Linked DNA regions of Mus musculus: all the other regions are linked to region 1. Evidence: chromatin loops called from intact Hi-C (ENCODE). Cell type or tissue: left cerebral cortex. All regions are shown on one strand. Each heading gives the region's core, and the rest is flanking DNA. Links, peaks and the distances in the headings are about the cores only.

Region 1 (7,882 bases), core at 1,598-6,597:
TGCATTAGCAAAGGTACCCCCCCACACACACACACACACACACACACTTTGGTTTAGGGATTATTGATTTGGTAGGCGAGGCTAATTTACATGTAAATAAATCTCAACCCTGGGCGGCCAGACTGGGACGTCCAGATGCTGTGACTGACTTGCTGACATCACAGCCTCATTAGCATGCGGAGGATGCAGGCATTGGAACTGCGAACAGCGACTTCTCCAGCTCTGCCAGGCGCTCCGTGACAGTTATTATTATTTTTTGGATGAGCTGCACATTTCCTGGTTCAGTGGCCCGGGCTTTGTGAGCAGCTGACTGGTCTCCCAGGTCTGGCTCAGGATCAGCTGATGACGCAGAGATTGGGGTCTGTGACTTCCTTCAGATAATCGTGAAGTCGGCGAGTTTAGAGGAGACGGTTCTTGAGAACACAATTCCAGGACCCAGGCAGGCCTAGAACAAGGGCACAAGTCGCACTCTCCGGCTTGTGTGGATCTCCAGCTGGGTCCACTTCCAGGGAGGGCGGTCTCTCGGAGGGAATGCAAAAGCAGTCGGGTTTGGGTTTGAGCCTGCTGCCTGCCTCCGGAAGGGCTCAGATTTGCAGAGACTCAGTAAAGGAGATGTTTGGGCTGCCTGGAGTCCTGCTTGCATTTTCTGATACCAGCTCCAGGGGGAAAGTGAACTGGGGCAACTGACCAGATCAAGACTCGGTGGCGGCTTCCTCTAAAGCTTCACGGCTCATCCTCTACGAGGTGGGTAAGAAATTTTGTTAATTCCCAAAGCAAGCAGGAATGTGTTTAGTAGTCTCTGGACTGAGGAAGCTATTATCTCTAAGGCCAGGAGGTGGCTTTGGTGGTTTGGCACTTCTGTCTTTCCTTTGCTTACTAGAAAGTTCAAATGCAAAGTGATATGGCGCAGATATACAATAGGCATCCTCAAATCTTAGTGCTTAAGAAACAGTATTTCTCTAACAGTGACCCTTTCTTAATAGCAACAACAGTGGGAGGGGGTGTTGAAAAGCAAATATTGGTAGCATTGACTCATGTACCGTTGCGCCCATTTCAGCACATATCTGAAACATCAGAGATGCTGAGGGACACACACTTCACTAACTCTTCCAGATTCAAAAAGAAAAAAAAAAAAGGCTCTCAAATTATTGAGGTTTAATTTTAGCTAGTGCTTTTGGCTCCAAAACGGTGACGGAGCTCCCGAATCTTGACTGCATAACCTGCTGTAGCACATGACTGTGTTTGTTCCTTACTAGCCTGTCTTCACAGTTAGTTCCTCTCACTAGCTTTTGATTTCCCCAGGACCAACCATAGCACTCTTGATCTGCCATGGAGGTTTGGGGATAAAGTTCTGATTTTTAATCTCCCTGTTGTTTACTGTGTGGTCTGGTACTGTGCTGTGATCTCGAAATACATATGCCAGATGTATAGGACTAGAAACATATGTGCCAGGTGTGTCAACATCCTCCAGAGTGGGTGGAGAATTACCTAGACTTATAGATTGCTCCCCCCAATGATAGAGGTCTACTTCCACTGTGACCATGTGTGGAATCGTGGGTAAGGGAGGGCTTTAGTATGCCTTGAATATAGGGACGCGAGTACCACATATCAGAGGCCTGCAGTGTACTTTGCTTTGCTTTCTATGTCTTCCTGAAGGCAGTTTTAACCTATCTCAGTCAGGCTTCCATATAGGAAACAGCCTTGTTTTCTTGCTAGAGGCCACATTGGCTGCTCTTATCCTGCCCCTTAGGAGACAGCTGATGATTTCCACAGATGAGCAAGGTGGAGCTCAAGAGTAAGTTACAACTTCAATAAAAATCACCACGTTCTGAAAATTGGGGTTTTTTCCTTTCACCAAATGCTCGTTCCCCCCGGGACTTTTCTAATGTGAGAATTTAAACACACTGGCTCCAACAGACATTGTGTTCTTTAAAATGTTACAGAGCAATCAGCAAAAGAGAGCATTTGAACAGTACAGTTATTTTTGTAAAGATTCCCCCCCCCATGCAATGTGTGTGGGTTGGGGTGTAATGGGGAGAGTTAACAATACAGGAAAGACAATGCTCTATAGAAGTGGAAGGGGAGGGAAAAGAACTCAGGAAATAGAATATGAGATGATGCTTATGCAGGGCTTGGACCCTGAGAGCTTGAGAGACTTGGGTATCTCTTGGAGTACCCATTTCTGTGAAATAAGGAGAAGAGGCATGAGATCTGTGGGTAGGCTTTAGTGAGGTGACACATAAAAAGCCCCCAGATCTGTGTCAGCCACACTGTAAGTGCCCAGCAAATGCTAGCTGTTAGTATTGTTCCTTCACTGGCATGATTATCATAACGACTGTTGCCGAAAACAAATCAAACCACTGAAAAGGTGTTTACTCTTGTGAGGTAAGGCTGCAGAAAAGATGTGGTCCTAGTCACTGCTGAAGCCAAGCTCTTCCATTCCTCCTGATGGAGCTGATATAATGAAGTATATCAACTAGGACTGCTGTGCTGTGTGCACCTAAAAGATGGTTTAAGGAAAATCAGCCAGTGCTAGTTGGACTAGGCCCCCTCAAAAAGGTCCCCTGTCTGGGAAGCTGGATGGGTCACTCTGAGGGACCTATGGGGTCTGCATTAGAACCAAGACCCTTTAGGGTCTCTGATCTTCTCCGGCTGTGCCAGTGAAAGGCAGGTCTTCTACCTTCTTTCTTTCCTGCACTGATGCTTGGTCTCTTCTCTGCCCAGGCTGGGCCTCTGATCTGTGTTTCACCTGCAGAATGACTCCTCAGAAGTTCCAGGGTGGAACTGGTGCCACCATCTGGGTGGTTTCTGCCTCTGAGCTATGGGAAAACAGAAAATAATAGGTCTGCTTGCCTGTTTAGGCCTCTCCTTCCCCCCCCCCCCCCAGTGTGTGTGTGTGTGTGTGTGTGTGTGTGTGTGTGTGTGTGTGTCTCCATTCATCCATTGCCCTGATACCTCTTTCCCAGTGTTTTGATGCAGCCACACATAGTTGGCCTGTTTCTCCCTGCCCTCTCAGAGCCTGTCTCTTTCTTCTTCCCTTTCTTCTTCCTTTTCTTCCTTCCAGAAATATAACCCCAATGTCAGCTTTTATAAGACAATTATTAAATTAGAGCTAGTGCCCAGTATAGGAGAATGCCAGGACCAGGAATGGTAGTGGGTGGGTTGGGGAACAGGGGGAGGGGGAAGAGGTTTTCGGAGGGGAAACTAGGAAAGGGGATAACGTTTGAAATGCAAATTTAAAAAATCTAATAAAAAAATTGATACTTAAAAAAAAATTAGAGCTAGTGATTTGGTCAGTGACAGAGCACTTGCCTAGCAGGTATTTGGTTGGTCCCTGTCATCACAAAAACATGGTGGTGGAGTAGGGTAGGAATCAACAGATCCAGAGAGATGTCTGCTATATCATCCGTTTTCCCGAAACTCAGAACTGACAGTTTGTACCTCCTGGTTGATGTGATCTTTAGTATAAACATGAAAAAAAGTATACTTGTCCTGGGACGTAATATTAGTATAATGTATAATGCTTTGATAGTAGCCTGCCTCCATTGCCTTCTGAAAGCGTATGTGATCTTGGGAGAATCGCTTGACATCTCTGTGAAATTTGGCTTTTGTCATAGGAACCCTGGAAATAAATCCCTCCAAATGTTGAGATGCTGTGACTGTAGCCTCTGCCCTGTCCTGGATATTGGCCTTGATCTCCTCCTGGTGACCATGACTTTATTAGTTCTCATTCAATCTCAAACAGTGAACAGTAGGGGGCAGTAGATTTAAGACTTGTTCATCTAAAATACTGAACTGCTAAGAGGGAAAACAGCTTAGCAGAGGTGACACAGAGAGTGACAACCTCTGGTTTCTAAACCCAAGTGCCCCAGGAGTGAGAGAGGCTCTTTCTTACCCACTCACTTTTCTGTCTTGAGGCCAGACTCTTCATTCTGACATCCTCTAAGCCTGTGCTCTCTGTTTACTGCTGTCATCAAGTACGCAGAGTCGAATGCTCTGTCTCAGATAGGATTCTGAATGGCATTTAGACAATGGCTTTCTTTTGTGTGTGGTGGCCACTGATATCTTTCTTCCCTGAGTCTCTCTGTGATGTTGTTACTCAATAAACTGATGGGCCTATGAACTATAGCCCAAGAAATGGCTTATATAAGAACTCTGGCAAAAATCTGTTTTTTTGTTTGCTTGATTTTGATTGATCAAGCTCTTGATCCTTTGTTCTTGTCCCAACTTTCAAATACAACTTTTAAGCCAGTGATAGCACACACTGTTAATCCCAACACTGGGGAGGTAGAGGCAGACAGATATCTGTGAGTTCAAGGCCAGTGTGGTCTACAAATGGAGTTCTAGGACAGAGAAACCCTGTTTTATAAAACGAAAGCAACAACAACAAAACCCCACAATATTTTGGTTTTAACACCCTAATCTCCCACTTACATGTGTGTGTGCATGCTTGTGTGTATGTGTGAGAGTGAGTGTGAGTGTGTACACACTTATATGTTGAATCAAGCAAAGTAAACCATCTTTATTAGAATCTTGGTCACTTGGGTTTGGAGGCTGAGTTTTCTGTTCTCTTGGTGAATTATTTAAGTGCTTGATTAATTAGAGTCTGGAAATCAAGCATTTGCTTGTTTTGTTATTTCAGAGGAAAGAAGGAGCCAGACTACTAGAGCAGGGATATGGCTCAGGGGTAGCATTCTTGTCCAGAACTCATGAGGCCCTAGTTTCATCACTAGCACCAATGCCAAAGGGATATAAAACCAAAGGCAACTGCAAAGGAAAAGGGTGGGAAGAAAAAGTGGGGAGGGATAGGAAAGAAGATTCTCTTCTCATCTGTGCATCGAAACCAGAGGGAAGCCTTCTGAGATCTTGACTCCTTTCACTGGCCTAGCACATATTTTGCACTAAAGCACCATCCGCCTTTTGAAGGACTTTGTTGGCAAGAATGCTCTGAGTCTATCTTTGTGTGGTAGAAGACAGGGTAAGCTTCCAGCACAAGTTTAGTCCTGAAGTCTGTGAGAATCAAGTTGGCTCAACACTTCCTTTCAAATAGGAGAGCTGACACTCACAGAGCCTCAACAACATGGCTACCAGGATAACACAAATAGCACCAAAGGACATGCTAAAGTGCAGGGGAGGAATCGACCTGGCCCCACCCCAAGGCAAAGTATACAGGCAGCTGATGAGAGGGAAATTTGGTGTTCTCAGGGGGGTGCCCCCTAATTGGTTACCCAATGCCAAGTGGGCTACCCTGAAATTATATATATATATATATATATATATATATATATATATATATACACACACACACACACATACACACACACATACATACATACACACACACACACATACAGGTAACACCAAATGGCTTATCAGATTGTATTTATATATTTATGCATGCACACACATACACACATACCTATAATAATTAAGAAAAAGAGACCATGAATTTGAGAGGGAGCCGGGGAGGGATTGGGGGAAGGTAATGATATGTTTATATTTTAATTTAAAAATATTTCAAAAATAAAAATTATTTGGATGAGAAAAACAAATACGAAGGCCAAATCGGAAGATGAAAAGTAACTCTGTAAGGAAGCATAGAACATAAGATGCTGTTGGTTGGCAGTGGACATGAGCAAAGAGAGGGGTGAGCTATTTGGGAACATGTCATTAGAGTCACACTTGCTTCGAGTCATAGTGGGAATCTATAGCACGAAGGCATATTAGACAGTTATCGTTTTTCTCTTTTATTTTTTTATGTTTAACTTCTTTTTTGAGAATTTCATGCAATATATTTTCATCATAATCTTTCCTTTCCTTCAGCTCCTCCTAGATTCTCCTGTAGTTCCCTAGCCATTTAATATTCTCTCTCTCTCTCTCAAAAAAGAAAGAAAGAAAGAAAGAAAAAGCAAGCTATGAAGTCTGATTTGTATTGGCCAACTACTCCTAAGAAAGGGGTCTGCTCTGGAGTGTGGCTATAAACCCTACAAGCTACAAATAGCAAGCCATCTGCAAGATGTGCCCGCTGGCGGAGTAGTGGCACGTATATTAAGGGTGTAGCAGAGATTTCTATTCCTTCCCTTCTTTCCCACACTGGTATGTAAGCAGTGCAGGCACTAGTGGAGCCCTTTCTGTTTTAGGATGTGGTGAGAGCTGAACTCTCTGTTGGACCTTTAGCAGGCCATCACCCAGCTGTCACAGATGACACATGCCTGGCTTTACTTGCCTCTCCTCTTGAACTGGGAACTTCATTGGCCTCCTCCTCAATTTTCCTCCTTAAAATCAAACTTTATAAATATTGCCCAGTCTAACTCATGATTAAGAATAGCTAAGACAAAGATTCTTAGCATTCCATTTCACCTAGGCAGCATGCCATTTTCCCAACTCTTTTCTGGGCCTCTTTATCAATTATGAGTCCTTGGTGATATCGATTCATGAAACATTATATAAACAGTAATAGCTATCATGACATGAGGACCTACTACTTGCTACTCAACATGAATTATGATTCACATAATTTACCTGATTCATACAGCTCTCATGTATCTGGTTAACTTATGATGAACATATATGTTGACTTGGTTGTCTGAGATGGCTCATAGGAGTAGTCAGCATTCTGGTTAGCTGAATTTGGGTTCTTTAGAAATATAAATTTGTTTTCAATCTTGGTTTGCAACTTTGAACAATGTTTTAGATCTGTTCTTCCTCCTTCACTGGAAGAACCGAATCCTCCCCATTGAATATATTTTGTGCTCAGAACAGAGCAGTCTTGAGACTTGTTATCCTAAAAATGAGGGGAAGTCAGAGAAAGTGAGGGAAAGGTATGCTAAACAATTGGACAAACAAGATTCCCAGAGGCTAAGGAACTTTCTCTAGGTTTCATAAGCACTGAAGAATAAAGACGAGGCGTCAATCCAGCAAAACCATAGTCCCAGCACTGAGCTGTGTTCACCTTTCTAAAAGGCTTCCTTCTACCTATGTGGTTCCATGACTGGTAGCTATTTCTTTCCTTTTAAATGTTCTCTGAGGAATAGATAACAGAAAATGTGGTACGTTTACACAATGGAGTACTACTCAGCTATTAAAAACAATGAATTTATGAAATTCTTGGGCAAAGTATCTGGAGGATATCATCCTGAGTGAGGTAACCCAATCACAAAAGAAGTCACTTGATATGCACTCACTGATAAGTGGATATTAGCCCAGAAACTTAGAATACCCAAGATACAATTTGCAAAACACAAGAAAATCAAGAAGAAGGAAGACCAACATGTGGATACTTAATTTCTCCTTAGACTAGGGAACAAAATACCTATGGAAGGAGTTACAGAGACAAAGTTTGGAGCTAAGACGAAAGGATGGACCATCCAGACTACCCCACCCGGGGATCCATCCCATAATCAGCCACCAAACTCAGACACTATTGCATATGCCAGCAAGATTTTGCTGAAAGGACCCTGATATAGCTGACTCATGTGAGGTTATGCCAGTGCCTGGCAAATACAGAAGTGGATGCTCATAGTCATCTATTGGATGGAACACAGAGCCCCCAGTGGAGGAGCTAGAGAAAGTACCCAAGCTGCTGAAGGGGTCTGCAACCCTATAGGTGGAACAACAATATGAACTAACCAGTACCCCCAGAGCTCGTGTCTCTAGCTGCATAGGTAGCAGAAGATGGCCTAGTCGGCCATCACTGGGAAGAGAGGCCCTTTGGTCTTGCAAACTTTATATGCTCCAGTACAGAGGAACGCCAGGGCTAAGAAATGGGAGTGGGTAGGTAGGGGAGCAGGGCGTGGGGAGGTACAGGGAACTTTTGGGATAGCATTTGAAATGTAAATAAAGAAAATATCTAATAAAAAAGAAGAAAATAAATGTTCTCTAT
Region 2 (7,882 bases), core at 1,879-6,878, 110 kb before region 1:
ACATCCACCCATTAAAGAGTGACAATGTTGACGAGCCAGCTGCAAAGCAGGTGATAAGCTGGGCCTGGAACACACCTTATCCTCTTTTAGTTGCCAGGATCTCTTTATTGTCATTGTGACAAAAATTCTCTTGGGTTGGAGGTCTAACTGGGCTCATGGTTTGAGGGGTCACAGTCGTTCGGCTTCATTACTTTTGGGCTCATAGCAAGGCAGATATATAGCTTGAGGATAGCTTCTCAGATCAAGGCAACCAGAAAAGGGGGTGGGGCAGAAGCCAACCACTCACAAGAGAGACTGTAAAAGGCACACCCACAGCTTCCCTACTTCCTCTGATGGGTTCCCATCTCCTTCTTTCTCCTACCTTCCAAAAATGCCATCAAGTTATGGGTCTATCAGTGTATCAGCCCATTAGTTTAAAGCAGTGGTTCTCATCCTCGGGTCATGACCCCTTAGGCAAATCTCTGTTTCCAAGAGAATTTACATGACAACTCATAAAAGTAGCAAAATTACAGTTATGAAGTAGCAGCAAAATAATGTTGTGGCTGGGGGTCCCCACAACATGAGGAACTGTATTAAAGGGTCCCAGCATTAGGAAGGTTGAGAACCACCACTCTAAAGTTTGCTGCTCATACAACACAATCCATTTCCTCAGCCCCAGGTCTGAGCATTGCATTCAGGGCCCAGCCTTCAACCAATGACTCCAGGGGCTCTTTTTATATTCAAAAGTAACAATCTGAGTTGACAGTAATACCACTATGCTCACTTTATAGATGAAAACACTAGAGATTCAGAAAGGGTAATTTGTCTTAATCTATGCAGCTGGCAGCTGAAGAAACAAACTCGGGTATTAAATTTTAGAGTTTTCCTGTTCATCTGTGTTCTCAACATGTGGAGCATTTATGTTAGTCGTTTGTGAAGGATTTCATATGATATTGAGAATGTTTTAGGTGGAGAGGAAGATGGTTTTAGCTGTTATAAAATTCTGCAAAAAAATTAAAGTACACAATAAACACATTAATATATTTTAGATCTTTGGCAAACTGGAAAGGAAAGTCCAAGCTAGTGCTAACAGGTTATTTATTTATTGATGTATTTATTTATTTGCTTATTTATGTGTGTCTATGATATGGGTGTGTGTGTGTGTGCACAGAGTGCATATGTGTGTGCATGTGAAGTACAGAACTTGACATTTGGTGATTTCTTCATCATGTCTCATCTGACTTTTTTTGAGACAGTGTCTCGCTGACCCTGAAGCTTGACACTTTGGTTGACATGGCTGACAGTGAGTCTTCAGGGTGTATCTATACCCATTCCAACCCCACCCTTACTCCCAGCACCAGGGTTATAAATGTGCGCTGCTGAGTCTAGCTTTTACATAGGTGATCAAAACGAAAGTCTGCCTGCTCACACAGCAAGCACTAAACCACTGAATTGTCTTCCCAACCCCTAACAGGTCTCTTAAAGGAAAGAATGCCAACGTGGTAATGTTTAAGGTGGTATCAAGTAAAACTGAATAACATTTAAATGCATTAATTTTCTACTTAAAATTAGTAGAAGCGATTTTCACGTTTAGTCACTCTAGAAAACTTGTTCAGGTGGAATATTATCATAAAACAAGAAGCGAGTTAAACCTATGATCAATTTGTGATCTTCAAGGTGATCTGTTGATCTGGGGGAGGCAACAGACTCTCACTGTTCGTTTAAGGTCTGACAAGTTGAGTCTAGAATAAACTGAAAATAGATGAACACAAGAAAAGGCATGCAAATGTGGGACATGTATATGCATGAGAGTTTCAAACTACAGGAAAAGAAAGGACGGATGATTGATGCTTATATACTGTCTTGAATGTAGAAAGAAATTGGAGGTTAGAGCTTCTCCGTGGAGGAACAAGGTAAAGGAAGGCAATGAAGGAAATCTGTGGGTTTCTTGCTATGCAGACAAATGCTCAATAGCTCACTAGAACTACATGTTTGGCCACAGCAAATTGGAATTTGAGTGTTCTGGATACAATCAATAAGTATTGAGGATATATGATATCCTTATACACACCACATATGTTATGCTGTGATCCCAAAGTATATACAGTCAAGTGTCCACTAAAATTTACACAAAACCTCCCAGTCTCAATCCTTAGAACAGCAATTGGCAAGCATGGGACACTGTCTGGACAAGGTGCTACCCTTTGGTCTCTTTTCCTTGGCTGGGATTCAGTCCTTAATGCTGAAGGGATTCCTCCTGGAACATGGGTCTTTAATCAGAGAAGAGAACTTTGCAAAGGTTTTCAGATTAGAGTTATCATAGCAGAACATCATGCCCTATCATGAGTCCCAACGTGACACATGTGATAAAGGTGAAATTTGAATGATAGACATGAGGACAGCTCCTACTGCCCTAAAAAGGAAGGACAGTAGTGGCTGCTTTTCTGCCCAAGCAATCTCCTGAGGGCTCTGTTTAGCTCTCCAAGGGGTGTTGTGGCCAATAGCTTAGGTCTGAACTGCCCAACAGAGGCCTGGTTGAAGATCAGTTGAGAAGTAATTTAGAGGGGAGCGAACCATCAGCTAGGCCAGCTTTTGAGCACTGAGCTGAGACTTTGTTCTGCAGGTGATGAAATGAATGTGAACCCATGATGCAATGGCAGGCACCACCTCCCAGTAGGTATCTAAACTATGGAATTGGAAGCAGTACTGTGAAAGGAAAGGTGGCGACTTGTGAGTCTATACTGGCTGATTTTGTGTGTCAACTTGACACAAGCTGGAGTTATCACAGAGAGAACATGCCTCCATGAGATCCAGGTATAAGGCATTTTCTCAATTAGTGATCAAGGATGGGAGGGCCCAGTCCATTGTGGGTGGTGCCATCCCTGAACTGGTATTCCTGGGTTCCGTAAGAAAGCAAGCTGAGCAAGCCAGTAAGTAACATCCCTCCATGGCCTCTGCACCAGCTCCTGCTTTCTGACCTGCTTGAGTCCCAGTCCTGACTTCCTTTGGTGATGAACAGCAGTATGGAAGTGTAAGCTGAATAAACCCATTCCTCCCCAACTTGCTTCTTGGTCATGATGTGTTCTGCAGGAATAGAAATCCTGCTTAAGACAGAGTCTTCAGGTGACTAACTCTAAATCTACTGCCTTCACACTTAGAAAGGTAGACCATTCCCAGCCATTGTCTTCCAGAAGGTGGGCCATTTGTACTTTTGGGGGAAGGATAGGAACAATTCCCACTTACCAGCATTTTGATCTTTGGGCAAGTCACTTATTGGAAAGAGTGAATTAGATGTGGATTAAGCCAATGGAAATAGGATTCACATAGGATCTGGCATGCAGTCGGAAGGGTTGAGTGAAGGAATGCAAACACATGTATTTTTCCACCTGAAGCTCTAAAGGCCAGTGGTTACTTTGGGATCACCATCCCACTGTGTATTAAGGCTCTCAGAAAACTACCAAGAGGGTAGATCCACAGCTGTTTGTGTCAAGAGATGTGTTTTAAGAAAACAACTAATGCAGCTGTGGAAGCTGGCAAGTCTAAATCTACAGTTAGCCCGGTGGCCCGTCAGTTGAACTGTCTCTTCTTTGTGGGGAGGCCCTTCTCCTAGCAAACTATTCAGACACTGAGACAAGGTTTACCCACTGAGGAAGGCAATGCAATTTGCTGAAAGCCTGCTCTGTTAGAGCAGAGGTCAGCCCTACCCAAACCAATTGGACAGAAGCCCAGAGAATGAGTATTTGTGGTGGGGGAATCAGAAATTTATGATGCTTTCAGAGTATAACAGGATGCTGGACAAGCTGGAGTACCTAACATCAACATGCCTCTGCTCCTTACTTCCTTGCTTCTTTCCCCCTTTCTCCTCTACAGTGCACAAAGCATTGTATGTCCCTTTGAATATATGGATGCTCTCTTCATTTTACAATTCCCAATTCTAGGGAAACAGATGCTCCTGAAACCAGCTTCCTCAGAGAGCAGCTTCCAGCCTGCTCCTGTGAGTGTGATCATTGCCCAGAGACAACGTGGTACTGGCTGATTAGTCAGAACCTTACACTTATGTTCCCTGTGTGGGAGGAAGGAACTCAACGTGTCTTGATGCTGACTGATGCTGGGGGTAGGCAAATTGTTCGTTCTCTCTTTCTCTCTCTCTCTCTCTCTCTCTCTCTCTCTCTCTCTCTCTCTCTCTCTCTCTCTCTCTCTCTCTCTCTCTGTGTGTTTAAGATGTCTTTATTAAGTTTTAATTCACATAGCATAAAATCCACCCATGCAGTGTAAGTCCGATGTTTTAAACATATTTACAAGGTTGTGAAACCCCAAAGCCTAATTTGAGAACATCCCCTCATCTTACAGAGATACTACACACCTGTCAGCTGCTGCTACCCACTTTTCTCTTCCCTTAAAGCCCCATGGCTGCCGCTTCACTTCTGTCTCCATAGGTTGTTCATGAACAACTTGTAGCTCTCATGATTGGCTTCTTTCCCTCGGTATGTCCAGTTTCCCCTATGTGACTTCACAGATTAACACATCATTTCTTTGTGTGGCTGAAATTAAATCATTCCCTCCTGTATGCATGTAGTATAGGTGGAACACCTTTTGCCATTGGCATAAACTCTACCATGAACATGGGCCTACAAGCTTTCCTGTGGCTGTGGTTTTCACTTGCCACAGTACTTGGTTAGGGGTGCAATCAGTGGGTGCTATGACAACCCTTTGGTAACTTTGCAGGACTGTCCAGCTGCTTTCCAAGGCAGCTGCACCATTTCACATTCCCTGAACACCATGGGAAGGGTCTGATTTTCTCATATTTTCATCAGCTCTTGCTGTCTTCTGTCCTTTGATTAGAGATATTCCAACTGATGAAAAGTGGCATTGCTCGTGGTTTTGATTGATATTCCCCTGGTGGCTAATCATACCGAAGGTTTTCACATATTTGTTGGCTATTATTGTTTCTCCAAAGGAGAAACACCTTTGTCAATTTTTAAATTAGGCTACTTTTATTACTGAGTTGTATATGGACTTTACGTGTTCTGATAACAAATGCTTCTTGACTTCTGTACTTGGAGTTCTGTAAGGTTTTGATTTACAACAACTTCTAAGTTAAGAAAACTATCCTTCAAGCCTAAGGGGAAGTGTGGTGGTTTGAATATGCTTGGCCCAGGGAGTGGCACTATTAGGAGATATGGTCTTGTTGGAGCGATGTGTCCCTTTGGGGGAGGGGGGTGGGCTTTGAGACCTGTCTCCTAGCTGCCTGAAAGACAGTCTTCTAGTGGCCTTCAGATGAAGATATAGAACTCTCAGCTTCTCCTGTGCCATGCCTGTCTGGATGCTGCCATGCTCCTGCCTTGATCATAATGGACTGAACCTTTGAACCTGTAAGCCAGCCCCAATTAAATGTTATCATTATAAGAGTTGCCTTGGTCATGGTGTCTGTTCACAGCAGTAAAACTGTAACTAAGACAGGAAGCAAAGGGCTACTGAGTGGAAATAGAGCCAATGATTTGGGTGCCATGTAAAGAAAGGTACGTCTGTACTTTGTTCTCCCCAGTATTTTCCCTCTATTTTAAAATTTGAAGCAGGATCTTATGCAGCTGAGGCTGGCCTCAAACACCTTCTATAGGTATGGATAAAGGCAAACTTCTTTTTTGTTTGTTTGGTTTTGTTTTGTTTTTGTTTTTGTTTTGTTGTTTTTTTGTTTTGTTTTGTTTTGTTTTGAGACAGGGTTTCTCTGTGTAGCCCCGGCTGTCCTGGAACTCACTCTATAGACGAGGCTGGCCTTGAACTCAGAAATCCACCTGCCTATGCTTCTGAAGTGCTGGGATTAAAGGTGTGCACCACCACTGCCTGGCAAACTCAAACTTCTGATCCTTTCACTTCTACCTCCTAAGTGCTGGGATTGTATGCATCAGGATACCTGGTTTATACTGTGCTGTGGATCAATCTCAAGACTTTAAGTATGTTAAGGAAGCATTCTACAAATTGAGCCACTATACTGGATAGTTTGTGTGTCAAGTTGACATAAACTAGAGTCATCAGGGAGGAAAGAGCCTCCATGGGATCCAACTGAAAGGCATTTTCTAAACTAATAATAAGTGGGGGAGGGCCCAGCCCAGTGTGGGTGGTACCATCCCTTGGCTGGTGGTCCTGGGTTCTATAAGAAGGCAGACTGAGCAACCATGGGAAGCAAACCAGTAAACTGCAACTCTCCATGGCCTCTGCATCAGCTCCTGACTCCAGGTTCTAACCCTGCTTGAGTTCTTGTCCAGACTTCCTCCAGTGATGGAGTATAGATCTGGAAGGATAAGCCAAGCAAACCCTTTCCTCCCCAACTTGCTTTTCAGTCATGGTGTTTCATCACAGCAATAAAAACCCTGGCTAAAACAGCCATAGCCCCTCAACTTTATAATTATAAAGAAATGTCTAAATTATTTAAGTGAGATAATGGCACCAGAAATACCCCCCCCCCCCGGCAACATTTGCGATGGTTTGAATGAGATGCCCATATTTTGGGGCATTTGATTGCATGGTCTCAGTGTATTGACATTCTTTGGGGAGGATTAGGAGGTATGGCCTTGCTGGAGGAAGTGCATTACTTTGTGTGACTTTGAGGTTTCAAAGCGTCCAGTCAGCCCCACATCTCTGTGCTTTCTGTTTGCTATGGTTTGAGATGTGAGCTCTTAGTTCTCAGTTCTCAGCTGCTGCTCCTGCCACCAGCAGCCTGCGACCTCACTTCCTCCATTGTGGACTCACCCTTCTGGAACCATGCGTCAAATATACCCTTCTTTCTCTAAGTTGCCTTGGTCATAGTGTCTTATCACAGCAACAGTACAGTTACTAGTGCAGCCTTCCATGAGATTCTCTCATGTTTGCTTTACTGTCTGCTCCTGCCTTGCTCATATGTATGTACACAGGTGGGGGTGAGGAACTTGTTTGTATTTGTTTTTTTGTCAGTGAAGGCAAAAGCTGCATATTTGGTGTTTAAGACCCGGAGAAAATCTAACTCTAAACATTTTATGACATTTCCAAGTGCTGTCCAAACTGGTGACAAGTTTGGACAACTAAGTCCTTGTGATAGAACCATGACTTTCTAAGGTCATAGGTAGTACGGCAGACCCTTTCACCTTACATTAATTAAGACCTTATCAACCCACTTCCACAAATAAAATTGATTCATAAGAGACGGTAAGCAACTCTGACCATTCATTTCATGAAGCATATGCCTGGGTAATGCATGAGGCAGGAGTGTGCAGCTGCACTCAGGGAATCCACATGTCTCTTGCACCATCAGTGCTCACATGTGCTTCCATCATGGATTCCTGGTTTTCTCTTTTGTAATTAACAATAGGAAATAAATTTTGTGTATGTACTCATGTTGTGTACTATGATTTTCAGTTTATGTGGCACGCTTATATTAGTGCATTACTCTATGGGATCATTAGTTTTATTGGTAATTTGAGAGATCTTGTATGTTGATTTATTAATTAATTTTCATACAAAGTAATTGGTTTCATTATGGTATTTCCATAACTATCTTGTTTTTCTTGATCCCCTGTGTTGCGCCCATCCTCCTTGCCTACCCTCTCTTGGTCCCTTTCCTTCCCACAACACCCCTGCTTCTACTTCCTGCCATAGGCATTACCCACTATCAGATGCATAATTGGAAAAGATCTTTTCCTATTCTCTAGCTTGCTGCCTTACACAAATGATGCTGCCCTTTGCAATATAAAGATGTTCAGTTTTATGAGGTCTCGTTTATTAATTATTGGTCTTAGTGCCTGTGCTATTGGTGTCCTGTTTACAAAGTCCTTTCCTAGCCAATGAGTTCAAGCCTATCTCCAACTCACTGTTGGTCTTATGTTGAAGTCCTTGTCCCATTGGAAGTTGGGTTTTGTGCAGGGTAGTAGAT
Region 3 (7,882 bases), core at 1,726-6,725, 57 kb before region 1:
TTCGCATTTGCTTTTACCTACCCTCTCCTGCAAATCCTTTCTCTTTGTAACGTATTGTGCACATCCATTAGATGTGACACGAAAGAATGAATGGAAGACTATCCCTCTTGCTAATCTTTCCCCTCTCTGTAAGACTTCAGCCTTCGGTGCATCTTGCAAAGAGCAGGCACACAACTTTCTACTTTGACTGTCATCAACATTATTAGTTCAGTCCATTCCTCCAGACTGGCCAGAGAGCTTTATGATCTTACCCGACAGGCAACACAGCACTGTTGGCTGCGCTTGAGCTTCCTTTCTACGCTTTGTCCTCGACACTCAGGAACTTCCCAGGGCAGTGCTGTGGAGGATGCATCAAATCCTTTCCTGTCTTGATTCTGAACGATGCTGCTGTGATCAGTAGTTGGAAATTAGAAGATTTAATGCCATAGAGTTATGTTATGTTCTCAGCTTTAGGCAGAGCAGAAAATCACTTCCTTGAAATCAAACATATGCAGACCTTGCCCCTTACTTTGAGGGTTAGTTTATGGTTCTTTAAAGGGAAGGACTCTGGGCGTTGATGCCACGATAACCTCGCTTTTAGAAGATTGCTAGTTGTTAAGTATTTTCCAATTCTCGGAGTAGTTTTGTGAAAATAGACTGAAGCCTCTGTCCTCTAGAGCAGTTAGAAAAAATACATAGATCTTTGCAAACAGAGAACATTTACTTTCCTACCCAGTCAGTGGGGTTTATGTAATAACAATAATAATATTAGGTGTCCATTTAATAAAAGAAGATTGTACAGGCTAGATACTCTGCTCAGTGCTTTGTATATGTTCTCCTAAATTTCAAACAACCTCGAAGAGTAGTGCTAAGGATTCCATTTTAAGGTAAGTGGAGCGTAGAGAGTATGTCATGTGACTCAGCAAAACTCAGAAGATAGTAAATGCCCATACTGGGGTCCCAAGCCAGGACTAACAATGAAGTGTTCCCTAGAGATACCAGCTTGGTACTTTCTTTAAGGAGCCTTCACTAAGCTGCCTTTTCTTGTAAGGCTTGCAAGATGACCTTCCTCTGCATATCTTTTATTTCCAATGGTAGGGAGCTCTGGTTTCATGGCCCTCTGTTCTCTGTATCCTTTTGCTGTTTTTATTTAGTAGCTGAATATATTCATCTTACCTAGAATACCTCTGCCACTATGTCCTGGTATCTGGCACCTGCTGTCACTTGGTGCTCATTTTCATTTTTTTGCAGATGGAAGAGCAGGGAAATGTCTTCCAGCTCCACATATGGAAGAGCAGCCATTGCCCATCTCCCAACCATTGAGCCCCTTCACTCACCTCTGACACTTCCTTATGAAACAGTCTCACTTTTCCCTACTTCTTTTTTATTAATGTACTATAGTTACTTGAATGATTAATACATGTGAATGTTTTCTTTGTTTATTTATCTTGTTTGAGATACATCCTGCTTCCTGAACTGTGATGATTTGTGAGTTTTATAAATGCCTTTTATAAAAATCCTTGGAGCTATTCATCTTCAGTGCTTTCTTTCCCCCAGTTTCTTTTCATCTTTTTCATGTTGCTTCATGACCTCTGATTCTTGAGTCTCTGATACTCTGAGCTGACACGTGGCTTTGTTAGTTCTCTGGATGTTATGGGGTTTTTCAGTAGGAACCAATGCTTCCCTTATCTGCACATAGCACGGATTTGAGAGTTAGATCCCTAAAGGCACTTTTAAAAATTTGCTGTGTGGGGTTTTCTTGGCATTTCATGAACAAAACTAGATCTGATGTTAGTTTTCCTTCAAAAATCCCTGATTCAGCCTTTTCAGTTTTCACACTCCAAATTCCTAAATGCCCTGGGCCCCAGGCTCCTAATTTTTGGAGTAAAATTTATCCTGTCACCAAGAACCCATATGGAGACAGGGATTTCACTCGCCTGGTTAATAGTCTTCATTGCAGGTGAAGCCCTTAAGTGAGCCTTCCTGGAAGACCTTGTCGATTTCCTGCATGGTCATTAAAATCCAGGCCTGTCTTAGTTGCTTTGCCTGTTTCTATGATAAGGTACTCTGAAAAAAGCAACTTTAGGGGAAAGGGTTTGTTTTGGCTTTATAGTTTGAGGATCCAGTCCATGATGGTGGAAAGGGCCTGGAATGGGGTCAGAAGCAGGTCACATCACTTCTTCACTCAGAAAGCAGGGACTGGTGAATACTGATGTTCAGCCAGCTTTCTCCTCCTAACGTAGTCTAGCATCTATGCCCAGGGATAGACCCACTTGTCTTCTCACCACTGTTAACCTAATCAAGCAGCTCCCTCAAAGACAAGGACAAATTCTAACATAATCAAGATAGCCCTTCACAGATATGCCCAGAAGATGGTCTTCTAGTCTCCTAATCAGTTCCAGATGCTGTAAAGTTGATGGTATTGATCATCACAGTTCCCAGTGAGCCAAGACAAACCTCATCCCAGCAGACAGTCATCCTCCATCTACCTCACATCATGTTGGGATGCTTCTTCAAGGTTAATTCACCACACGAGTGCTTCCCTGTTCTTATTATAAATTAGCTGAGAATCTAAAAGAACTTTTGCTATCTAATTGACAGGAACATCTGACCCATGGCCCAGGGGCTGCATGTACCCCAGGAAAACTATGATTGAACTAACCCAAAGTCATAAATAAACATATCCAAGAGATGAGAATTTGGGTGGGGAGGACTTTCTCTGTCATTTGATGGCAAGGTTCTTGAGCATGACTTTTGTAGGTGGCCATGTTCTGTCGCAATGTCAAAAGGCTGGGTATACCTGTAACATGTCTAGGTAGTTGAAAAGTTAGATTTTTCTAGCTGTCTTTCATGGCATTTAACATAGGAGTGTGTGTTAAAATATTAATCTTCTTTCCATCTGGAATCTGTTCAGCCTTTGAAACACTTTGTTAGAAATTTTGCCATTTTCTTAAGCATATTTCCAGAATCATTTCGTGCATATATAATATGCATCTACATGCATAAAACTTGAAGGTTTGTTTATGCCAACAACTATTCATTTCACTCTCTGAAATATGTATATATACATATATATATATGTTTGTGTATATATGCATATATATAAAACACAGTTCATTTGAAGTTCACTTAACATTATTGGTTTTAGCTCTGCTTCTTTTTTTCTCATAGCTATATAGCATCCCATTATATGGTTATAGCATGATTTGTGTACCAAGGTCCCTTGTGGAATAATGGTTTTCAGTTACTTTCATTTTATAGCAAATCCACCTATCCCTATATAAGATGCCTTGCCTTGAGCATCTTTTAATATGATTCCTTATTTATCTCTCTGTTTTCCACCCCATTCCGCATCATTCTACTCTACTGTGAGTTCCTCGTGGTCAAGGACTTTATCTTTCATTGATCATCCTATGACCTAGCACGGCTGTCCTGCCAGCAATCGATCCTTATTTCCTTTTATCTTACAAGGGTCCATTTTCTCGGAAGTAAAACCAGTGTTCAGACCTAATCTCCTCTCTTAGATTCTCTAGTTAAGCCCTGTAGTCAAGGCAGCTCCTGGGGTTTGAGTCATCTCTCCGTGCACCCACTGATGTCCTCAGGACGTGTAGCTCACCGTGTTACAGGGAAAGAGTGAAGCATCTGGTTGATGGATGTAAAGCTTTCATCCTTGGTGCAATGCCACGAAAAAAAGTGAAATTGTATAGAGAACTAGTAAGCAGACTGAGCAGATACTTGGGAGCACACTGCTTCCTTCCCCAAAGGAAAGGCATGTACGTTGTACATTGTAGTAGTCAGGAGGAGTGGGGAACTTGGTCCAGTATTTCTGTCCTCTTTCCTTCTCACTTGCTCTGCCAGCCAGCTGGCCTCTTCTGCTACCTAAGCACGCTTGGGCCCTTGATGCCTCTGTCCTGCTTCACTACGGTGTTTGAGTGCTCATAGGTTCTTTCTAATTTTAAAGCAGTAGTTCCCTTCGATTTAAATCTCAATTTGGGAACAGGCTTATGATTGGCCCGCAGCTGGGAAGTTTCACCAATGAGCGTCTGTAGGAGGTGGGGCAGAGTCCCTTTAAGCTGCCCAGAAGCAGTCTGGAGACCTTCTCTCCCAGGAGCTGGAAATTTTCAGAATCCAGGGCTGCTCCCTGAGCAGCTGCTGTCCCGGGAATGTCCTCACTCTCACCAGCAGTCCCTGCAGAGCCCTCTCAGGCTCTGCACCCTTGGCGGCCAACATCCCCTGGGGACCCTTAGCCTCTGCCCCTGTCGCTGGTCCCTAGTGGTTCTTCTGCCTATCTGCAGTTTCCCAGGGGTGGAGACGAAGTGGTGACCAGCCAGCGGATCAAGCAAGACAGCCTGGTAAGTGGATCCTCTCCGGCATAGGGGAATAATAAAGACAGGATGCATGAGCAGAGGCTCTAGCCCCAGGGTCTTCCCCTGGACAAGAAGGAACCTAGCAATAAGAAAGTGACTTGGCGAAAGAGTAGAGGGGAGGGGAGAGGAGAAGTGTCCTCCACCCAAAAGCTGAGTGTTGTACTCTGCCCAGGGGACCCTGGGGACCACTGCGCTTCCACCACCATTCCTACAGTCACTCTGTTAACCAACACTGAGACTAATAAGATCCCCAGAAAGAGTTACCATTACTTTAGGACTTGGTGTGTGTTGGGGGAAGGGGGCTTAATTTGGTATTTAATTTTTAAATAGTATTTTATTTGCTCATAATTCCCTTTCTTTTAAATACTTTCAAATGTATGTACTGCTAACGACTTACAACTTGCTCCTTTAAACAGGCAGGCACATTCTTAAATCACCTTTACAGTATTATTTATGCCTTTCCACATACCTTTATGCCTGGGGCTTACAGTCCCTAAAAGTGAAAGTATTGCTAGGACCTTAAAAATTCTTCTCCTGGCACCTTGGTGTGGCTGTACAGCATTAATCAACTGTAGATTTGTACATGTATTCTCTCTGAATCCAGGTAGAAGGGGCCGGCCCCCTCCTCCTACCCTTCCTAGCTGTCTACAAGTGGTGTGTGTGTGTGTGTGTGTGTGTGTGTGTGTGTGTGTGTGCAGAAATGGGGAGCTCAGTCCTGTTTGCCCAGAGCATCTCATACACCCTGTTAGCTGACTCAGAGTCAGGGAATAATAAAGCCTGCAGTGCTTCCAGCCTCCAGGGCTTGGGCAACTGCACCCTGGAAAAATGAAGCCAAGTTAATGGTGAGAGATGGAGGTTCTCTGGGTAGATTAGATTTAAAAGATGCGTTCAGGCAGCTCCTCACCTCCGATCTGTTCTCTTGTTTGTACCTGAGCAATATGTCCAAAGGTAATACAAAGGGTCAGAGTTTATTTATGTTATTTTCCTTTTTTAAAGAGGAAGCAGCTGGAAGACGTGCCTTCCAAAATTGGAGTAACGTCTGATGCATGGATTGCCAAATTCCATTTCCTCCCATATTAAATTATTTTTGGCTTCAGCAGCCTTCTTTTGGTAGGCTGGCTTGTATTCGAAATTGTTTAGGTGGCATGAATCATTTGTATACTTTGGGTTCCCTGCTCTGAGCACACACGTGCTTTTATCTGGGCAGCTAGTCGAGTAATTAGAGAGATAGACATGGCCCAGTCTGTAGAGACAGAAAAAAAAATCCACTTGGGGAGGATCTGTGCCTCTCTTCTTTCAAATCAATTGGCAAACCATCCCAACCACTAAGCAATTCAGATAAAGGTGTCACTGACCTGAGTAGTAAAGAATTTATGTGTAGCTAATTCTGCTCATCCCACCATAAAACATCTTCCTACAGGGCCTAGAAAGAGGTTCTGGGATATAAAAACAAGCCTGTGCTCTTAGTCGGCGACTTCCCAGCTCTCAACGGATGTCTCAGGAGCTGCCAGGGGAAACTGTTAACTGGACAAAAGTTTCAAGAAATGCAGAGCAGAAATCAGGATGGCCTCCCTAAGTGACTTATTTCTGTTTGAAGGAAGGAACACTATGTTAGAATAACAAATCATGGCTGCTTTTCAAGAGGAAAAAAACCTCTTGTTCTGAAGGCAGATAGATTTTTAGAGTGTAAATCATTTGATGAAGGCTCTGTGTGTATGTGGGTGTGTGGTGTGTGGGTGTGGTTTGTGTGGTTTTTGTGGTGTGTGTGTGTGTGTGTGTGTGTATGTGTGTGTGATTGAGTGTGTGTGTCTGTGTGTGTGTGCGGTGTGTGGGTTTAGTTTGTGTGATTTTGTGGTGTGTGTGTGTGTGTGGTGTGGGTTTGGTTTATGTGTTTTTTTGTGGTGTGTGTGTGTGTGTGTGCTGTGTGGGTTTAGTTTGTGTGATTTTTGTGGTGTGTGTGTGGTGTGGGTTTGGTTTATGTGGTTTTTGGTGTGTGTGTGTGTGTGTGTGTGTGTGTGTGTGTGTATCTGGAGACGATGGACATCCTGTCTGCAGGAAATTGCCAGGAGACTTGAGCATTTTCCCGAGTCAGCCTCAGATGGTACGCAGCTCTGCGTGTAATACAAGCAAGCCGTGTTACTAGGCAGTCTTTCTTTGTTGATCTCTTTAGCCTCACGAAGTCTTTTCAGCTTCTCCATCAATGAGCCTTTTATTTTATTTTCTTTATTGTTAATTTTGGGAATTTTACTTTCATTTAAGAAACTGAAATACATATCACCTCTCACACTTTCTTCCTGAGTCCTCCCCCATCCATAGCCTCCCCTATTGGCTCAAGCTGACTTTGAACTCAAGATCCCTAACCCCCAGCCTCTCAAGTGATAGGATGCCATGCCTTGCTGTCTTGTATGGCTCCTGCCTGGTCTTTGTAAGGGAGAATTTATTGCTGAAGCCATAATATCGAGTCTGTTTCCCACTGGCCTCCTCTCACCATCTTCAGCAGGAAGGACTCTTTGCTTCCTTTACCCATATTTCCTTTATACAGTGTTTGCTATCCACGGGGACACAGGCATCTTCAGGAATGAGAACCGTGCAAAGGCTTGACCGGTACTCAGCAACTCGGTGGTGTTGTTTATGGTCTTTGTATGACTGTTTGCAAAGCAGCGAAGTGCTTCTGTGTTGGGTTTACCCAGAAGGGCATCAACCATGAGAAGAACTGGCAATTCAAAGACACCCCCCCACCCCCCGCAGGTATACCTGAGAAGTACAGCTCAGGGCTGTGTGGTTATATGTGCAGAGATCTGTGCTTTTTAATTTGGAAAAACAAATCTCAGAGTTTCTGTATTCCCCAAGATATCTCTCTTAATCATTCTTGAAAAATACCCAGGCACATTAAGCCCTTCCTATCTCTGTCATAAAATGAGACACACTGGGAGATCATAAACACAGCGTGGTGTTCTTATGTCAGTGGGCAGAAGCAGAGGGAACAGTGAATTTTGCTTCTAAATCACAGACTGGCAATCCTAGTTAAATATGATGATACTTTGTGGAAGCTCATATTTCAATGTAATGTAAAGGGTTTCTTTGATATATTTTTCTGTTTTAAAATGTGGGTAGAATTTTTCTAAGATATTTAATATTTGGTTAAAACGCAAGATTTTGGCTTTTTTGTGTTCTTTTATAACAACTGTTCTCAACCTGTGGGCCACAGCCCCCAAAGCGTCATCAGAAATTTATATTATGATTCATAACAGTAGAAAAATTACAGTTATGAAGTAGCAATGAAATAATTTTATGGTTGTGGTCACAACATGAGGAGCTATATTAAGGGCTCATAGCATTAGGAGGGTTGAGAACCGCTGTTTTATATCCTGCTGTGGGACAGGCAAAGAAGACTTTGATCTTGAAAGGCACAGGGCAGTAGAAGGGACAGATACAGCAGTGTCAGGCAAAAGTCATGAATGATTCTGTGAGCTGAGACTGAAGGCCTTGGAGAAGTACTTTACATTTGACCTTAAGAGGGAAGATCTGTGTGTGTG
Region 4 (7,882 bases), core at 1,275-6,274, 55 kb after region 1:
AAGCAACACGGGGAGTCGGCTGGGAAAGCCTTGCCCTCTGGCTTCACCTGTGCATTTGTGAATTCTCCTTTGACAAGGAATTTCTTTGATTTTCTTTTCCCTCTCCAGAGAGGGATAGCCCCAAGTGAGGGGCAATTCACTTGGCTCTGTCTTTTAGGATGCTCTTCTGTGTGTGTGGTAGGAGAGACAGCAGTTGACTGTCTTGAGGGGTGGTAGGAGCAACGGAAGCAGCTGGCGTTCCACTGTGAGCCTTCCTCAGGGTGGTGAGGGGTGGTGGCACGTGGGGTGAATAATGGGCAAGCACTCTGTGTGTTCTGTCCCTCAGGTGCACCAGTATTATAGCTGCCTCCCAGAAGAGAAAGTCCCCTATGTCAACAGTGCTGGAGAGAAGTTGCGAATCAAGCAGCTACTGCACCAGCTGCCGCCCCATGACAATGAGGTAAGGTGCTCGGAGGGGCTTTTGTTGGTTTCCAGGACCTTCTGTGAATTGTCCCTCTTCCTAATCATTGTGATCAGTAAGATTGCTGCCAAAAAACTTCCGGCTATTGATATTAAATTTAGGCTTCCTTAGAATCTAAAGAAACTGGTAGATATTTCTGGGGACCGCTCCTCACCCCACCTCCTACCCCCCTCCCCAAAACCAGTCTCATCCTGGACTGGGTTAGACTCCAAGCCTGGCACGACTGACTAGTTCAGGAAACAGGAAGCACTAACATTTGAGAGCCCAGGCCAGTGCTCTCTGACTTGACTGTGTCCTGCCAGCCGCTTGTGGGAGTTGGGAAGATGACTAAGGACCACTTCATGCCCAGAAGAAACACTGTGAGTCTCTCAGATTCTCAGGATTGTTTCCTAAGAGGCGAATGAGCAGGCTCTCCATGTCAAGGGCAGCTGAAGTAACAGGTCTAGAATGGCAGCTCTCACTAGGATTTTTATCAAGGCAAAGTCAACCTTGTTAGAGTCACCCATCTTTGTCTTGGAAGTATTATGGGCATTCCCTTTTTCTAGTCCCAGAAACACAGCTCTGTAAGCAGGCATGTATTTATTTGAGTTTGATTAGTTTGATTTTTTTTTTTTTGAGGCTGGCTTTCACTTTTCTCAGGATAACTCAGAATGCTGTCAGCAGCTCAGTGACCTCTCAGATCTCCCCTCTCTGAGAGCTGGCTACAGACAACCTACCGTGCCTGGCCAGCGTCACTTATTATTGAAATGACATTGATCCTCAGGAAGAAGTCTGTAAGCAAGCTTTTAAAAGATTGTGTGGGAGGAAGTCAGGCTTCTAAGCTAGAAATTAATTTGTAGGTATCTGGTTTCAAGAATCAAGAATCTTACAGATTTGCACTAGTTAGCTCTATATTTAAAACAAAAGTATAATTAATTTTAAACTGAAAGAAAAAAATTACCCCTGTAGAGATCTGGATACCAGTTTCTACCAACTCATCACATACATGGCCTGAGTCCCAGGTGACATTTTTACATAAAAGGGAGTAATTTGTTTTTGTATTTTTATGGTGTGTGTGTGTGTGTAAAACACACATAATACAGCATGTATGTGAAGGTCAGAGAACAATCTGTGGGAATTGGCTCTCTCCTTCCACCATGTGGAAGGATCAAACTCAGGTTCAGAACATTATGCTTCGCAGCAAGCACCTCCACCCACTGAGCCATCTTGCTGGCCCCAAAAGAGACAGTCTGAGCCGCTACTACTGAGGAACTGAGACTGTAGATCATAGCACAGCCCTTGCCTAGCATGTGCAAAGCCCTGGGCTTAATCCTCCTCACTGCAGAAATAAATATATGAATCTGAATAAGTGAGACAACATCTCAAAAACTCAGGCGACTCCCTAGAAAGCTGCATCTCTCTCTCTCTCCTGCTGCTTATTTCATAGTTCATAAAACATACACAAAAGTTGGCTCCTTTAAAGATGAAAGCAAACATTGTAACCGGATGCCCAGTTAACTAATCTGGAGGTGAAAATGCAAGTTTTTACAAGCAGGAGGGGTGTGCCTGTTTTTAAAGCAAGCCCATAAAATGTCATTGGTGAAACCATGTTTTCTGGGCTGTTAGGTTTCTGGAACATTCCTCTGAAGACTTTTTTTTTTAACTATCACTTGAGAGAAGACAATGATCTGTCCCATGCTTGTAGTGGTTCATTCTGTTTATACTTAAAAGTACTTTCATTAAATAGACATCACTTGGATCACGACTCCATGTTGGTACAATGTGATCGATGAAAGCCAGTAGACAGGATTGATTCATTTGGCATGGTGGCATGGCCGCTTCTGAAGACAGAGATCGACTCTGAAGCAAAGACTTAATGGTTCTCTTTTCATGTAGACAACACGATTTGAACAGACATAGCTGTTCTGACTTTCAGATTAGCACACAACAGTCCTCTCATCGAAAGCTCTTCCTGTCATTGTCTTTATGAAAGATTATCTGCGCAATTCAGCCAACATTTCTAATATATAGATTACTCCAGAAGAAACCATGAAGAGCTTTAGGATCACATATCCCAAAGGAAGGTATAAGCATGACTTGGGGTAGGAGTTGAACATGGCAGTATATGACATTGAATCTGTAATGAAAGTTTTATTTCCTTTTAAATCACATTTCCTCTTTGTGTTGCCATAATCGGATAAGGAGAAGCGCTCGGCCTGGTCCTAGCAGGCATCCTAGTGCCCCTGCAGCCCATTCTGTTCTCCCATTTTAAGCAAGCACATCAGTTTTAACATCTGCTGAAGATGCAGTGGTCACCTGGGGGAAACTGGTTTTGTTCTATGCTTTTAGAGTGGCTCAGAGTCACCCATCTTTGTGGGTGACTGATTTTCCTGTGTGTAGCTGCAATCTACCTTCCTTTTAAATAAATGCATCTAAAAGTGAGTCATAGTTAAAAGTAGCATCAATAAACAATAGCTCAGGATTATGACACAATCACCAAAGGGCATAAACAGTGGCACAGAATGACAGATTCTGGATACGTATACCCTCACTGACCCTCCCTTAATTCTTTGACACTCTGTGGTTTAAAAAGAAGAAAGAAATCTCTCTCATATTTGTCACACTAGTAGAAATCCAGGCGAAAGTCCACCTATTCTTGCATCCCAAAGGGAGACGGAGGCCAGATGATATATGTGTGCATGCCTACAGCCAGGTTGCAGCCATTCCTCTTTGTGGGGGCCGTTCCCGTAGACACAGGAAACCTTCTGCTCCTTACAGCTTGGAAAGTAGAATGTTCCCAGAAGTTGTCGTCTCTGAGCCACTCTTGGTGACTTAGATCTGCATGTGGGAAGAGTGTGAAGGGTGAGGAGCAGTTCTCAAACACCTAGCCTGCCTGAAGCATGAACTCCAGAGTTCACAGCCTTTAGAAAGCCCATTTGCTTATCACCCTTCTTGGTGCTGGCTCACCTTGGTTAGCTCCAAGCGCGGACTTGGTAACGTTCAGCAAGTATCAAACCAAGTAGCAGAGTCTCTGTGAGCCCTGGGTGGGGATGCCAGTACTTCCCTGGAGCAATGACGCCTCCTCTGTGCTGTCGCCCTCTATGTGTTCAGGTTCGGTATTGCAACTCCCTGGACGAGGAAGAGAAGAGGGAACTGAAGCTGTTCAGCAACCAGAGGAAACGTGAGAACCTGGGCCGAGGCAATGTCAGGCCTTTCCCCGTCACCATGACAGGAGCTATTTGTGAACAGGTGAGGATGGACCGGGACAGGGAAGAGGTTCATTCTACAGTGACTGCATCAAATGCCTGTTATCTGCTCAGCCTGCTTTTAGGCCTTGAAGATACAGCAGTGAGCATAAGACATGAAAGCTTAGTTTTCCTCATGAAAGAGGTATGCACCAGGGGAAGACATCAGACAAAAACCAAATCAGTAAAATAGGAAAACTGCAGCAGGGAAGGGGGCAGGAAGGGCTAGGAAGGCAGGGTGGCTGCAGCCGTGAGCAAGACGGTCAAAAAAGACCACACTGAGAAGGTGGTTTCTTGAGCAAAGGCATGCAGAGATGTACAGAGGAAGAAGCATGCAGACCTTGCCTTAAGGCAGGAGGATAACTCCTGTGCACAAGAAACAGTGAGCTGGCCTGTGGCTGGATCCAGAGGCATAAAGGGCAGGCGTGGCAGATCGAGGCAGAGTTCATGGAGAGCCATATAAACAATTGGAAGGACCACACAGAGTGATGGCTTCATCCTTTGAAAATAGAGTTAGTTATCTGGACCATGAGTCAGTTTCTCATTCAGGACCATCCCAGCATGGATGACCTTTAAAGGGACCATATGAGAGGTGGCACCTAACCTTAGTCTGAGTTTGAGGGTCTAAGAAACCCCATGCCATCTCTTTAAGACATCACTGAGTTGAAGGATCTAGATGTACCTTTTGCCTACTCTGCTGTAGCAAGCTTAGGGTGTGGTAGAGGAAAGGCATGTCACGGGCCTAGGCGGCTAACCTCACCCCTCCTCCCTCCCATTCCTGCTTTCCAGGGAAGCCCACCATTGCCTACCCTTCTCTCAATCTTCCCAGTTTCTGTGCAGCATCTTCTAACTCAAGCTCTGGGTGAGAGTCTCGCTGCTTGTTGAGAGAAAGCTGGAGACTATCTGAGAGGAGTAGGGTAGTCTTTAGAACTCCATTTTGAGATTTCACAGGAAATAACTGAACAAATCTGGTCATGAATCACAAAACTGCTTGACCAGTGAGGGGGCAATGGGTCATTATCCTTGAAATGAGTCCTTGAGACTATATATGATTATGTGTGTGGATACTTTAGTCGTTCTTTCATAATCATGGAAGAGAGGGTTGTTGCCTTCTGTGTTGTAGTATCACATACACAACTTACTAGAAACCATTCCTCAAGTCTGTGCCCTCATTCTATGGATCATACTAAATCATACAAGATCTGCACTGGGAGAAGTGCTTGGAGGCACCATTTTTAGTCCCCAGTCATTGTCTGTAGAGCCCATCCATCTACGTGAGCCATCCTGCTAGACACGTGCCATGACCTCATGACCAATACCATGATGAACAGAGAGCATCTTTATAAGCCCACTCCTCCTCCTTCTCCTCCAAGACCCTCAGAACATAACTGTATTCTAACCCTAGCTGTAAGCATGAGTCATCTGTCATTTCTGCTTTGTATACTCTGGTCTTGAAGAGTAGAGCTGTTCAATCAAGATTATATGAAGAGATGCTAGAAGAGAGCTAAAAAGCATGCCTGAAAGGAAGAAGCTATTTAAGAGTAAATGGGTTTATGTACCCAGTCCCCTCTCATTCAGCAATGCAGGCCCTCGCCCCAGCCAAGCCCCCTCTCCGTAGCCTCTCCTAATGATGTTAACTTGGCTGTGTCTCAGCACGTGCTTTGGGATATGTAAGAGATATGTAATAGCTGCTTCATGCTCTGTAAGTTGGCTTGATGTCTGCTGATCCCCTTGTACACTACCATCCTGAGCATCCATCTCTCACACCTTAAGTTTCTCACTCTCTGTTACTCAAGTTGTCTTACTTAGGCCCTGGGGTAGGGGCTCCTGGAAAGAACAAGAGGAATCTGCCCTACCAGGTATGTAAAGCAAGGGACTAACTAGTGTCCATATAACTCCCTAGTAGCTAGCCGTTGGTAATAGTTGGATCATTCTTTCACTATTGTGAGAGCTCCCGCTGATGCTGCTGCGGTTTGTTTCCCTCACAGTGCGGAGGGCAGATTAAGGGCGGCGACATCGCTGTGTTTGCATCACGTGCTGGCCATGGCATCTGCTGGCATCCACCCTGCTTCGTATGCACCGTCTGCAATGAGCTTCTGGTTGACCTCATCTACTTTTACCAAGATGGGAAGATCTACTGTGGCAGGCACCATGCAGAGTGCCTGAAGCCACGCTGTGCAGCCTGTGATGAGGTTAGAGCCCCTGCCCACGTGTGAATATTTTAACTGTTCCTGCATATTCCTGGAAGATAGGGGTGACACCTTCAGTGTCATCTCTGCCTCTGTCTCTCTCTGTGTCTCTGTCTCTCTCTGTGTCTCTCTCTCTCTCTATCTCTCTCTCTCTCTCTCTCTCTCTCTCACACACACACACACACACACACACACACACACATACACACACACACGCACGTACACACACACGTTTACATCTCCCATAGATCATCCCCAGTGTCTTCACCCCTCCCCACCATCCCTATGCTGCATATGTATGCTCATGACCTTTAACTTCCTACACAGGGAGGCAGCCATAGGTGACTCTACTCACTTATGTTACCCTTTTCAGAAAGAAACATCACCCATGCCCCAGTCACAGTGGATCTGGCTGACCATACTCATCATGATGGATTCAGAGACTCCTGTGTAGGAATAGAGTAAGGGGAGGACACATGGTACAGCCACTGAAATTTTCAAATGGCATGTAACTGGTACAAGATCTCTTATAATTAAACATATAGACATATACACAATACGTACATACATACATGCATGCATGCATGCATGCATGCATGCAGAAGTCTTTGAATAACTTTAGATTTCAGCTAAAAATCTGGAAAGTCCACATTTGAAATAGAGATCCACTTCTAGAAGATTCTCTAGGAAAAAAAACTGTCTAGAGAGGAGAATAAAGTGGGTGGTAGTATTTGGGTTTTCTCCCACAAAAGCTTTAGAAGTCAATGGATACCTATCTGGATCCTTCCACCCCTGCCACTACAGGTCTTTGAAAGCCTTGTCCTAAGAAATCAGAATGGCATACAAGGCTCCTGCTTGGCAATTTTTCCCTACTAGAAGCATACCCAAGTAGCAAGTAACCATGGCACACCAGAGCAGAAAGCTTGCCTTCACTGTAGAAGCTGGGAATAGAAAGAAGAGTGTTCTAAACCTGACCCCTTATAGGAACCATTTAGAGGAAAGTCTTAGACAGGGGACTCCAATTCACAGAGTAGCTCTGTGCTTCGGGCTGAGCTTATAAATCGAGATCTGGAAGCAGCATTCTCTGTGTCTGTCAGATCCACCAGGACAAGGATATTTGTCTCTTACGAACTGCCTGAGGGGGTCCACTTTTCTAGAGATTTGGCGAGCCTTTACTTATGTAGATTCTGATGGTAAGGTTGAAGTGCTCAACTCTCCAGCCCTTGCTAGAAAACTGGATATGAGCCAAACTCTGGGAACTTGAGGCAGTCTTTTCGCCTTCGGGCTCAGACACACAAGTGCACATTCATGAAGCTGAACAAGTATCTCTACTTCCTGATCCTGAATCGTGTTCAGCAACCAAAAAGTCAGTAACCTATATCCACTAGATACCATTCTCTTCCTCTTAACCCTTTTTCCCAGCTTTGTCCCTGTCTCTGGATTCAAGAATGCTAGACATCTCAAATGAATAGTATTATGTAATGTTTCCTTTCGTATCCGGCTGCTACCACCTAGCACAGTGTTTTGATAGTTAATTTATGTTATAGCAAATATTAGCTCTTCATTCCTTCTTGTGGCTGAGTAATTAAATGAATCTACATGAACAGTTTTATGAATATGTAGCATTTGGCATAGCCATTTAGTAACTGAGGGTTATTTGTTTTTGCTTTTAACTGTGATGGAGCACGCTACTTAGGAACATTCATGTGTAAGTTTCTAGGTACACATGAAGTTTACATTTCAAATGCTTCTCATGACAACTCTAAGCCTCGATTTTGAGAGAAGGTGAAATTATCTTCTAAAACAGCTGCCTGCTTTCTCTCTCACTATCAGAAGGCAATTCCAGTTCCCACATGTTCTCTTTAGTTCCTGTAATTGTATTCTTTTTTATTATAGCCATCCTACTAGATATAAAATGATACCACAAAGCTATCTGAATTTATAAATTTCTAATCACTAATAATGTTGGTACCTTTTAAATATTTTTGTCTATGCATTTATTCATTTTG

What was found. Hi-C counts contacts between places; a loop is a spot of excess contacts. Peaks named below come from ENCODE experiments on the same cell type or tissue, not always from the same donor. Only the 100,000 strongest peaks of a DNase experiment are listed, where the experiment ranks them.
Region 2: it touches region 1 in a loop (2.2-fold over the local background); 2 of 42 quality-filtered maps call a loop at or near these places.
Region 3: a loop joins it to region 1, with 4 times the contacts of the local background. A loop is called at or near these places in 9 of 42 quality-filtered maps.
Region 4: it touches region 1 in a loop (2.1-fold over the local background); 6 of 42 quality-filtered maps call a loop at or near these places.

Annotation. Positions count from the first base shown.
Region 1 is chr6:92,473,687-92,481,568 of GRCm38, reverse strand. The region is part of intron 2 of Prickle2 (prickle planar cell polarity protein 2); the gene reads left to right. Among named protein-coding and RNA genes, the nearest start is that of Gm38862, 73 kb to the right of the region's middle. In left cerebral cortex, for the core only: CTCF peaks have their summits at 2,770 (motif pointing left) and 3,743 (motif pointing right); DNase peaks (open chromatin) are centred at 1,719, 2,774, 3,728 and 4,942; H3K4me3 peaks cover 2,368 bases; H3K27ac peaks cover 1,180 bases.
Region 2 is chr6:92,585,699-92,593,580 of GRCm38, reverse strand. The region is part of intron 2 of Prickle2 (prickle planar cell polarity protein 2); the gene reads left to right. Among named protein-coding and RNA genes, the nearest start is that of Prickle2, 120 kb to the left of the region's middle. In left cerebral cortex, for the core only: no CTCF peak of the experiment used is centred there; DNase peaks (open chromatin) are centred at 3,595, 3,995 and 4,423; H3K27ac peaks cover 1,882 bases.
Region 3 is chr6:92,531,065-92,538,946 of GRCm38, reverse strand. The region is part of intron 2 of Prickle2 (prickle planar cell polarity protein 2); the gene reads left to right. Among named protein-coding and RNA genes, the nearest start is that of Gm38862, 130 kb to the right of the region's middle. In left cerebral cortex, for the core only: a CTCF peak has its summit at 4,231; DNase peaks (open chromatin) are centred at 4,012, 5,083, 5,457, 6,430 and 1 more place; H3K4me3 peaks cover 3,045 bases; H3K27ac peaks cover 2,447 bases.
Region 4 is chr6:92,418,137-92,426,018 of GRCm38, reverse strand. Prickle2 (prickle planar cell polarity protein 2) reads left to right here. Exons shown (of 9, transcript NM_001081146.2): 4 at 326-439; 5 at 3,551-3,688; 6 at 5,673-5,876. It overlaps Gm38862 (a long non-coding RNA gene), which reads right to left. Exons shown (of 4, transcript XR_869273.2): 3 at 3,407-4,183; 4 at 1,333-3,277. Among named protein-coding and RNA genes, the nearest start is that of Gm38862, 18 kb to the right of the region's middle. In left cerebral cortex, for the core only: a CTCF peak has its summit at 3,544; DNase peaks (open chromatin) are centred at 3,245 and 3,515; H3K27ac peaks cover 1,254 bases.